2 separate regions of the Homo sapiens genome follow, and region 2 is linked to region 1. The links are chromatin loops, found by intact Hi-C in ENCODE. Cell type or tissue: endothelial cell of umbilical vein. All regions are shown on one strand. Links, peaks and the distances in the headings refer to the core of each region. The heading gives the core; the rest is flanking DNA.

The links. Peaks named below come from ENCODE experiments on the same cell type or tissue, not always from the same donor. Only the 100,000 strongest peaks of a DNase experiment are listed, where the experiment ranks them.
Region 2: a loop joins it to region 1, with 5 times the contacts of the local background. A loop is called at or near these places in 1 of 110 quality-filtered maps.

Annotation. Positions count from the first base shown.
Region 1 is chr13:46,517,902-46,522,298 of GRCh38, forward strand. No RefSeq gene overlaps it. Among named protein-coding and RNA genes, the nearest start is that of LRCH1, 33 kb to the right of the region's middle. In endothelial cell of umbilical vein, for the core only: no CTCF peak of the experiment used is centred there; a DNase peak (open chromatin) is centred at 2,480.
Region 2 is chr13:46,719,199-46,723,595 of GRCh38, forward strand. It overlaps LRCH1 (leucine rich repeats and calponin homology domain containing 1), which reads left to right. Exons shown (of 20, transcript NM_001164211.2): 17 at 4,023-4,132. Among named protein-coding and RNA genes, the nearest start is that of ESD, 76 kb to the right of the region's middle. In endothelial cell of umbilical vein, for the core only: a CTCF peak has its summit at 2,134; a DNase peak (open chromatin) is centred at 2,083; H3K27me3 peaks cover 302 bases.

The DNA of each region.
Region 1 (4,397 bases), core at 329-4,328:
TAGTACTGCTTGGTGCATAATAGACACTTAAATAATGTTTGGTTTGGGGCCGGGCCCAGTGATTCACGCCTGTAATCCCAGTACTTTGGGAGGCCAAGGTGGGCAGATCACGAGGTCAAGAGTTCAAGACCAGGCTGGCCAACATGGTGAAACCCCATCTCTACTAAGAATACAAAAAAATTAGCTGGGCGTGGTGGCACGTGCCTGTAATTCCAGCTACTCAGGAGGCTGAGGCAGAAGAATCACTTGAACCCAGGAGGCAGAGGTTGTAGTGAGCTGAGATCGTGCCACTGCACTCCAGCCTGGGCGACAGAGCAAGACACCATCTTGAAAAAAAAATAATGATAATGTTTGCTTTTGATTGAATATAAAATGGATCTTCCCACTAATTTATACTATAGAGAGAATGACTTTTTTAGATTTTTTTTTTTTAAGAGTTAGGCTAAAGAAGGAAAACTGAACAGGATTACTTGAGATATCTGAAAGGAAAGAGTGTTAAAAGGGTACACAACCCCAATTTTTTCTGCTTTCCTCAGCCTGGAGTACACAAAGCAATCATTGGGCTACTTCACAAAATGCCCCACTCTCCTGTTGAAATAGCCCTTTCAGAGCTAGGATCCTCCTGTGGAGTAATATTCAATGATCTCAGTAATCTGTGGGTTTCATGAGTACTTCTTAAATAATAACGTGCCTCTTGGCCGGGCGCGGTGGCTCACGCCTGTAATTCCAGCACTTTGGGAGGCCAGGGCAGATCACCTGAGGTCAGGAGTTTTGAGAACAGCCTGGCAAACATGGCAAAACTCCGTCTTTACTAAAAATACAAAAATTAGCTGGGCGTGGTGGCATGTGCCTGTAGTCCCAGCTTACTTGGGAAGCTGAGGCAGGAGAATCACTTGAACCCGTGAAGCGAAGGTTGCAGTGAGCTGAGATCATGCCACTGCACTCCATCTTGGCAACAAAGTGAGACTCCATCTCAAAGAAAAAAGAAAAAAAAGAAAAAAAGAATGTTAATGTGCATCTTAGTGGCTTGGAATCTTGTTAAAATGCAGACTGTGACTTAGTAGGTCTGAGGTGGAGCCTCAGCATCTGCATTTCCCAGGCAAGGACAACGCTGCTGGTCTACAGGTCATACTTTGGGTAGCAAGGGGTTAGATAATATCTTTCAGGGTAAAATTTCTTTGCCACAAACTATAGGACTGTCAATATTAAAACATTAAAAGTGGCCCAAGGCTCTACAAGTCTCCAGGTTATACAGTTACAACTTCATGGCATCAAGAACTTTGACCCAAAAAGGCAAGGGCTCATTGGAACTAAAAATCCCTTAGCCAAGGCCTCTGCAGGCTGCAGAGAGCACGCCTCTCTCGAGACTTAGAGATTTGAAGGACAGAACTGTTTCCACAGGCAGGCTTAAGAGACCCAAAGCGGGTCTAGAAACATATAGAGACAAGCACAGCAGGAAGTCATTGCCACATCTGGGTCTGAAGGGCTGGGAACCTGGTGAAACCTGGAGCCATCAAGGGGGACCACACAACAGGTGCTGAAGCCACATTAGAGGAAATCCTTGGACCCTGCCAGACCATGGTGCCAAAGCAAGGAAGCAGGTGGTAGGTGAGAAGTACCCTGACCTCATTCTCCCCTCGATGAAGAATAAGGTTGGCCAAATTTACCTGCAAGGGAGTCCCATGATGTAATATATGTGGGGTTCTTGGGGAACAGAGCAGGGCAGGAACAGGGTGTGAAGTGAATCGGGTTGGTTAGTGGAGGATAAGTAGTGCCTAAGCTGTAAAATAAGAGGTTCATACTGGCTTGACAGTTCTCATCCTCTTTATAGAAATGCATGAATATTTTAAAACATGTCATCCCTAAGTACAAAATGGGGAAAAGGCAATCCTTTGGCATGGTCTGTTGGACACATTGACCACCGAGGCACGGACAGGCCAAATAGAGAGTGAATCATAGATGTGGAAGCCACCACAGTCTAGTCTCCTTCCCTGTGTATTTGATCTTCAGACACCACACAGAGAATCTGACCCCAAACTCCCACTTTACCCAACATGTCCATTCTTTAAAGGATTCTAGGCAAATATGTATTGGTTCAGACACTATTCGAAATAGGGCTGTTGGCCTTTCCAAAGTAAATTCCTGCATTCTATTCCAAGAACCATCATCATGTCAAAGAAAATATAAATAGGATAGGAAGGTTTCCATACACAAAGTCCTACTCCAGATCCATTGAAAGCTCAGTGAAAGAAGCCAGTACAAAATGATTATGGGAAAATGTACAGAGCATTTGAGTCAGAATTTGAGTCTTCCAGTTCATCCTCAACAAAACCATAGAATGCAAACTGCTGAGGCTTACTACATCTAGCTTAGGAGGATAAAGGACTTCTCTGACCTCATCGCCTTAGGAAAGCTCAATAGGTCACATTTCCGGCTGGGGCCAGCAAGCACCCCTTTGGCTTTTCCTTCCTATGCACAAAATTTCAGAAGTCACAGTGTAGCTGAATTTCCTTTGGTAACAGAAAAACAGTCATTATTGTTGAATGCAAGGAACTGATCTGACCTACAGTCAATAATTTTTTCCTGCAAATGACAAAGCCTGTTTCCTCCAGCTGACAATGAAACCTTGAAAATGCACAGGACATGTATTTTCCAAAGCAAATAATCCATGGCAAAGGTGCAATTCTGTACCTTAATCAATCAAAAGCTAAGATTGAACAGAAGAGTCTATTGTGGTAAAATACACATAACTTAAAATTTACCATTCTTACCATTTTAAAATCTACAATACAGTAGCATGAAGTGCACTGAGTCATATTTATTTTTAAAATAAATAGCTATAAATGAGCCCCTAGTCTCTCTAAAGAAATGTACTCAACAGGCACAACAAAGAGAGAAGTGCTGCTTTCTTTTCTTTCCTTTTTTTTTTTTTTTTTCTGTTTTGAGACAGTTTCACTCTTGTCGCCCAGGCTGGAGTGCAGTGGCGCGATCTCAGCTCACTGCAACCTCCGCCTCCTGGGTTCAAGTGATTCTCCTGCTCCAGCCTCCTGAGCACCTGGGATTACAGGTGCCCGCCACCACGCCCAGCTAATTTTTTGTATTTTTAGTAGAGATGGGGTTTCACCATGTTGGTCAGGCTGGTCTCAAACTCCTGACCTCAGGTGATCCACCCAACTTGGCCTCCCAATGTGCTGGGATTACAGGCATAAGCTACTCTGCCCAGCCGAGAAGGGCTGTTTTTATATCAGAGGAAAATGGAAAAGTATGATACTCACACAGAGATAATGTCATAAGCTTTAGGCAAGAAAGTAAATCCTATATCCCTCTTTTCCAGGTCAGGGAGCTAAGCAAGGATATTACAGGGCTAGTTATGAGTTTCCAGGCTTTAGGACAGTCCTGTAAACATTTGCTGGATCAACTGCTTTGCCCGACCAGTATGCCTGTTCTGGTCTCATGCCATTTGCAAGATTCACTGACAGCAAGTGCATTTTCCTAAGTGTGAAGAAGAGACATACCTTCCATGCCACACAAAAGAGTGTGGTTTAGGGGAAAACCATGCTATCTTCTGTTAAGAGTTTGGACTTTAGTGTCAGAAAGACCTGAGTTTGAGCACAGCTCTGTTCCTTCTGGTCTGGTTGCAAGTTACTTAAGTTCTCTGCATCTCAGTTTTCTCATAACATCTCAGTTTTCTCATCTATAAAATGAGAGTTAATGTAAGTATCTACTTCATAAGGAGGTTATAAGGATTAAATGAGAGAATTAGTCAGGATAAGATAGGCTCTGCTGCATTAACAAGTGAACCCCAAAATTTCAGCGGCTTAATCTGACAAAAATTTACTTCTTGCTTACGTCACAGTTGAGGGTGGGAGGAAAAGGTGGCTCTCCTCCAAAAGTGATCAAGGACCTGGGCCTCTTCCAAATGGCAATCTAACATCTAAGAGGCTTTTACTTCCTGACGAATGGAGGAGCCACACTGGCTTTTTACTACTTTGGCCTCAAAGTGACTATGTCATTTCTGGTTATAGTCCATCAGAAATAATCACATGCATCAGTCAGTTTACAGAAAAAAAAAAAAAAAAAAAAAAACAACAAAAAACAGATGGCACACTCTAAAGGGCCATCTGTTTGATGGATTAGTTACAAAAGTGTGAGCAGGGTTAAGGGAAGTCACACAGGGTTGTAAGCTACCCCGGGGCTACTAATAGCCTAATACAGGTCCTGAATTTTCAGTACCCGAAGCTCAGGCTGGGGATGAATAAACTAGCCTCTTTTGCCTCCTGTCCTTCTAACTGTTGCCTCCCAGTAGTCATGCTCAACTATGAACCAGTCAGTGGCGCTCAAATGATGTCATCTATGAAAGGTCAGCTTGTGCCAGACCAGGAGGAAAAGTCAATCTG
Region 2 (4,397 bases), core at 310-4,309, 200 kb after region 1:
AAGAGGAAAAACTCAGGCGACTGATCATCAGAATAGAATAATCTTTGCAATGACGTTCTCCAAACAGACTGAGCTTTAAGTGAGGGAGTGTTTGAAACGTTTGTTTCATTTACTCGTTCAACAAACTCATTCTGCCCCACTCACTGCTTTGTGGGGCAGGAATAGAGGGTACAAGTTGGAAACAGACATAAACATTTACAGATCCATAATGGAGCGAAATATCACTCTACTGTAAGATAGAAAGTGGTGAGTGCCATGGGAGAGACACAGATAAAAGAATTTTGTATGCTCACAGAAGACAGAGATTACTCCCAGCTCAGAGATGAGGATGGGGTAAAGAGTGAAAGAAAAGGCAGAAAATGATGGAAAGATCAGTGGAATTTGACCTATATCTGCAAGTATGAATTTGATATTCTACGTAAGCATTTCATTATACCCTGCAGGGTCCATGCTTATCTCTTCTGCTAAGTAAATTGCGTATATGTGCAAATCTTTTTCATTCTTTAAATGTTATTTATGCTGGGTGCAGTAGCTCACGCCTGAATTCCCAGGACTTTGGGAGGCTGAGGCAGGTGGATCGCTTGAGGTCAGGAGTTCAAGACCAGCCTGGTCAACATGGTGAAACCCTGTCTCTACTAAAAATACAAAATTTAGCCAGGCGTGGTGGCAGGCACCTGTAATCCCAGCTATCTGGGGGGCTTAGGCAGGAGAATCTCTTGAACCTGGGAGGCGGAGTTTGCAGTGAGCCGAGATCGTGCCACTGCACTCCAGCCTGGGCGACAGACTGAGACTCCATCTCAAAACAAAATAAAAATAAATGTTATTTATACAACATACAGTAATTAAACTATAGGCTTAATTTAAGCAGAACTTATTTTTTTTCCTTCATCTTAAATTGCCTACCTTGGCCAGGCACGGTGGCTCACGCCTGTAATCCCAGCACTTTGGGAGTCTGAGGCAGGTAGATCACTTGAGTCCAGAAGTTCCAGACCAGCCTGGGCAATATGGCGAAACCCCACCTCTACTAAAAATATAAAACTTAGCCAGGCATGGTGGTGCAGGCCTGTGGTCCCAGCTACTCAGGAGGCTGAGATGGGAGAATCGCGTGAGCCCAGGTGGTTGAGGTTGCAGCGAGCCGAGATCGCACCATTGCACTCCAGCCTGGGCAACAGAGTGAGACTGTGTCTCTCCACCCGCCCCCCAAAACCAATCACCGCCTCTTCACCTCTTTCAACACACTCATAACACACACTCTGCTCTCTCACCCATCTTTTTTCTTATGTACACTTCAACAGTCACAGGAGCATTTGACTTGAAAAATACATGCTCACAGTGGGGGCTGCTTCTTAATATTGTCTCATGGCCTCAAGTTAAATTTTATTCCTCTGGATTAAGTAAGGGAGCTCTTGAAATTTAGTGATATGAAATTAAGGAAAAGCAGAATAATTCTTTTGTAGATCAATTTCCTGAAGCCTGGACCCAGACCGTTCACTGGATTTATTATTTAAATAGGAATTAAAAGAAAAGAAAAAACTGTAGGTAATTTAATCAGAGGTACTTTAATGGTCCCGGTGAAGTTATTCTGTTGTAACAAACCCAGCAAAATAAGCAAGCACTTTTGTACTTGGTAGATTTATTATGAGCCTAAAGAGATTGCCTTAAGTTCTCTTATATGTCATAGTAATGAATACATTCAGAAAACTAATAGTGATATAGTCATTATTTCTGATCATTTTATGTATTTCTGATAATTTTAAGTGTTCATTTTAAAAAATACAGTTCAATTGGTTTTTAAAACACTTTTGGTTGCCTAACATTCATAGAGCAAATGCCCACACATGCATGTTATATTTTTAAGATACAAAGGAATGCAAAATTAAAAAATGATGCCAGGAAAGTAAAACCCAGACACCATTTCGTTATCCTGATATCTCACATAGGGCTCTAATAAGGCAATGTGGTGTTGAACAAAAGCTCATGGTTCATTTAACTTCCTGATAGTTTCATATTCAGATTGAAATCTGCCAATAAAAACATATTGAAAATATTATTAGATAAGATTACCCCCAGAAAAAAGGCAAAGGAAAGTAACAGCTCCAAAGAAAACATTCGATGTGTTTAAACGGTGTTGAGGCGCCCCTTGCTGGCATATGTGTGTATTATCCAACTCTATCTGCATTTCTTGACCTTTTTTTGGTAAATTTGGTGGTGCAAATTAGTTCTATATTTTATATTTTTATATATGTCTCTTTTTTGGTGTTGCTTGAAATGGTGTAAAATGTGATTCATTCTCCAGTTTCTTCCATGCGTCTTAATTTGTCAGAGTTTTCCTCAGTTCCCTTTTCTCTGTGAACTTTTCATCTTTCCCTGCCTGGTCACTCTGTCCTTTTACTGACCTTGGCTTTACTTTTTAAACAATTGGTTCTACGTCCTGTGAGGTTTGGGTTTTGTGGGACTTGGTGACAGCCCTCCTGTGACTGCCTTTGGTGTTCTTTGCCTGTGACTTCCCTCAGTGGCTTCCAGCAGAGGCCCCAGGCCACAAGCTGACTCCTCTCTGAGATTCCAGAAGGCGACAGGCCTTGCGTACCTTAAATCATCCTCTTTCTCCATTAACTCTCAAGTCGACGATTTAAGATATGTCAATTTTCTCAACTTCCATAGAGCATCAGAATGTGAATTCAAGAATCTTAGAACTAATTTAGAAAGAAAATACTGAGATGTGAGAAGGAGAATGCATGTTCAAAGGCACAAATTGAAATTAAAATATTGTAGTTAGGCGAGCACAGGACTTTTGATTACACCGAGCGGACTCAAGTCTTTGTATCCAAAGTATTCTATTTGTAAATCATATTTAATTTCTAGAAATCTGAAATATTGAAATAGCTTCTAAAGAGGTCCATAGGAAATGTATGTCAGGGTAGAATAAAAATTACACATTCTTTCTTATTCAGCATTGTTTAAATCATCATGATTGAAACTTCTGTAACTTCAGTACACCATGCAGCCTTCTATGTGGTATGGATTTCTAACATTGGAGTTCTCTGCCCAAAATTTTCTGAGGGACTTTCCCTCCCTACCTCAATCTGAAAGTCTGTGGGATGGGGGAGCCAAGGCTCTGAACAGCTCTTTCATCCATCTTATGTGCAAGGATAAAAATCTCTAGGAAGAAAAAAAAAATCAAGTTTAAGTCTGCCCTGGGCTTTGTATCATTAAAAAGTTAATTAAAACTCTTGCTGTAGTCATTCTCCGATGCATAGAACATTATTTACCTTCTTGATTGGTGTCTAAAAGGTGTTTTCCTTCATAGGGAAGGGCATGTGTTTTCTCAGCTCATTTCAGAGGATGCCCCGCTGTTAGTTACTATTCTTGGAAGTCGTAACTTCAAGAACCTGAAGCCAGCCATGAGCCCTTCAGCTACTTCCAATCTTGCCAGCCTTCCTAAAAGGTGTCCTTGCTCATCTCCAAAGGGCTAACTTTTTAGATAGTCTGCCAGTGACAGTCTAGAAGGCAGAATGTTTCCACCACACCCTCAAATATGTAATCATCACTTAGTTCTTAACTCAGGCTTACAAAAAACTTTATGCCAACAAAAACATTAACTTGTGCTTATTTTTAATACATACAACAATTCTAGAGCCTTATTTGAAATAAATTATCTGAATTTAATGAAAGGGTTGAGTGTAAATAAAAACTTAGAATGAAGACAGTGGGAAGATGAGTGAAGTAGGACATCTGTCAGGCAAGTGGCTTGGAATGGTCCCAGTGACCCAGACCTTGCCCTGGGTTCAGTTTATTATCACTGAAAAATACAGCTTGTTAGTCCACACAAACTAGTACAATTTAAAATATTGTCTCTTTTAAAATACTTGAGCCAGGCTTTTCTTGTGGATTTGGAATTTCTTTGTTTCTTTGAGTGGTAAATGAATTATTTTGGACAAATTAAAATACTGTTTGATTTTAATATGAATAGCCCTATGTGACAAGGCACTATATAAAGGCTTTTTTTCCCCTTTGTATTGTAGTGTTTCTAAGACCTCAGAGAAATTTGGAATCTATAGACCCGCAGTTTACAATCCGGAGGAAAATGGAGCAGATGAGAGAAGAGAAAGAGCTGGTGGAACAACTTCGTGAGGTACCCAAGAAATATTATGTAACTAAAGGAGAATTTAAGCAACATTCTACATTTTTGAGAAACAGACTTTGAAACATTGCAAGCAGTCCTAATTTCAAATCTAGCCAGGTCACTTAGTGACTGCTGGATGTTGGGCAAGCCACTTAACAACCCTGAGTCTGTTTCTTTGTATACTAAAAAAATGTTTTGGCCAGGCATAGTTTCTCATGCCTGTAATCGCAGAACTTTAGGAGGTAGAGGCAGGCTGATCACTTAAGTCCAGGAG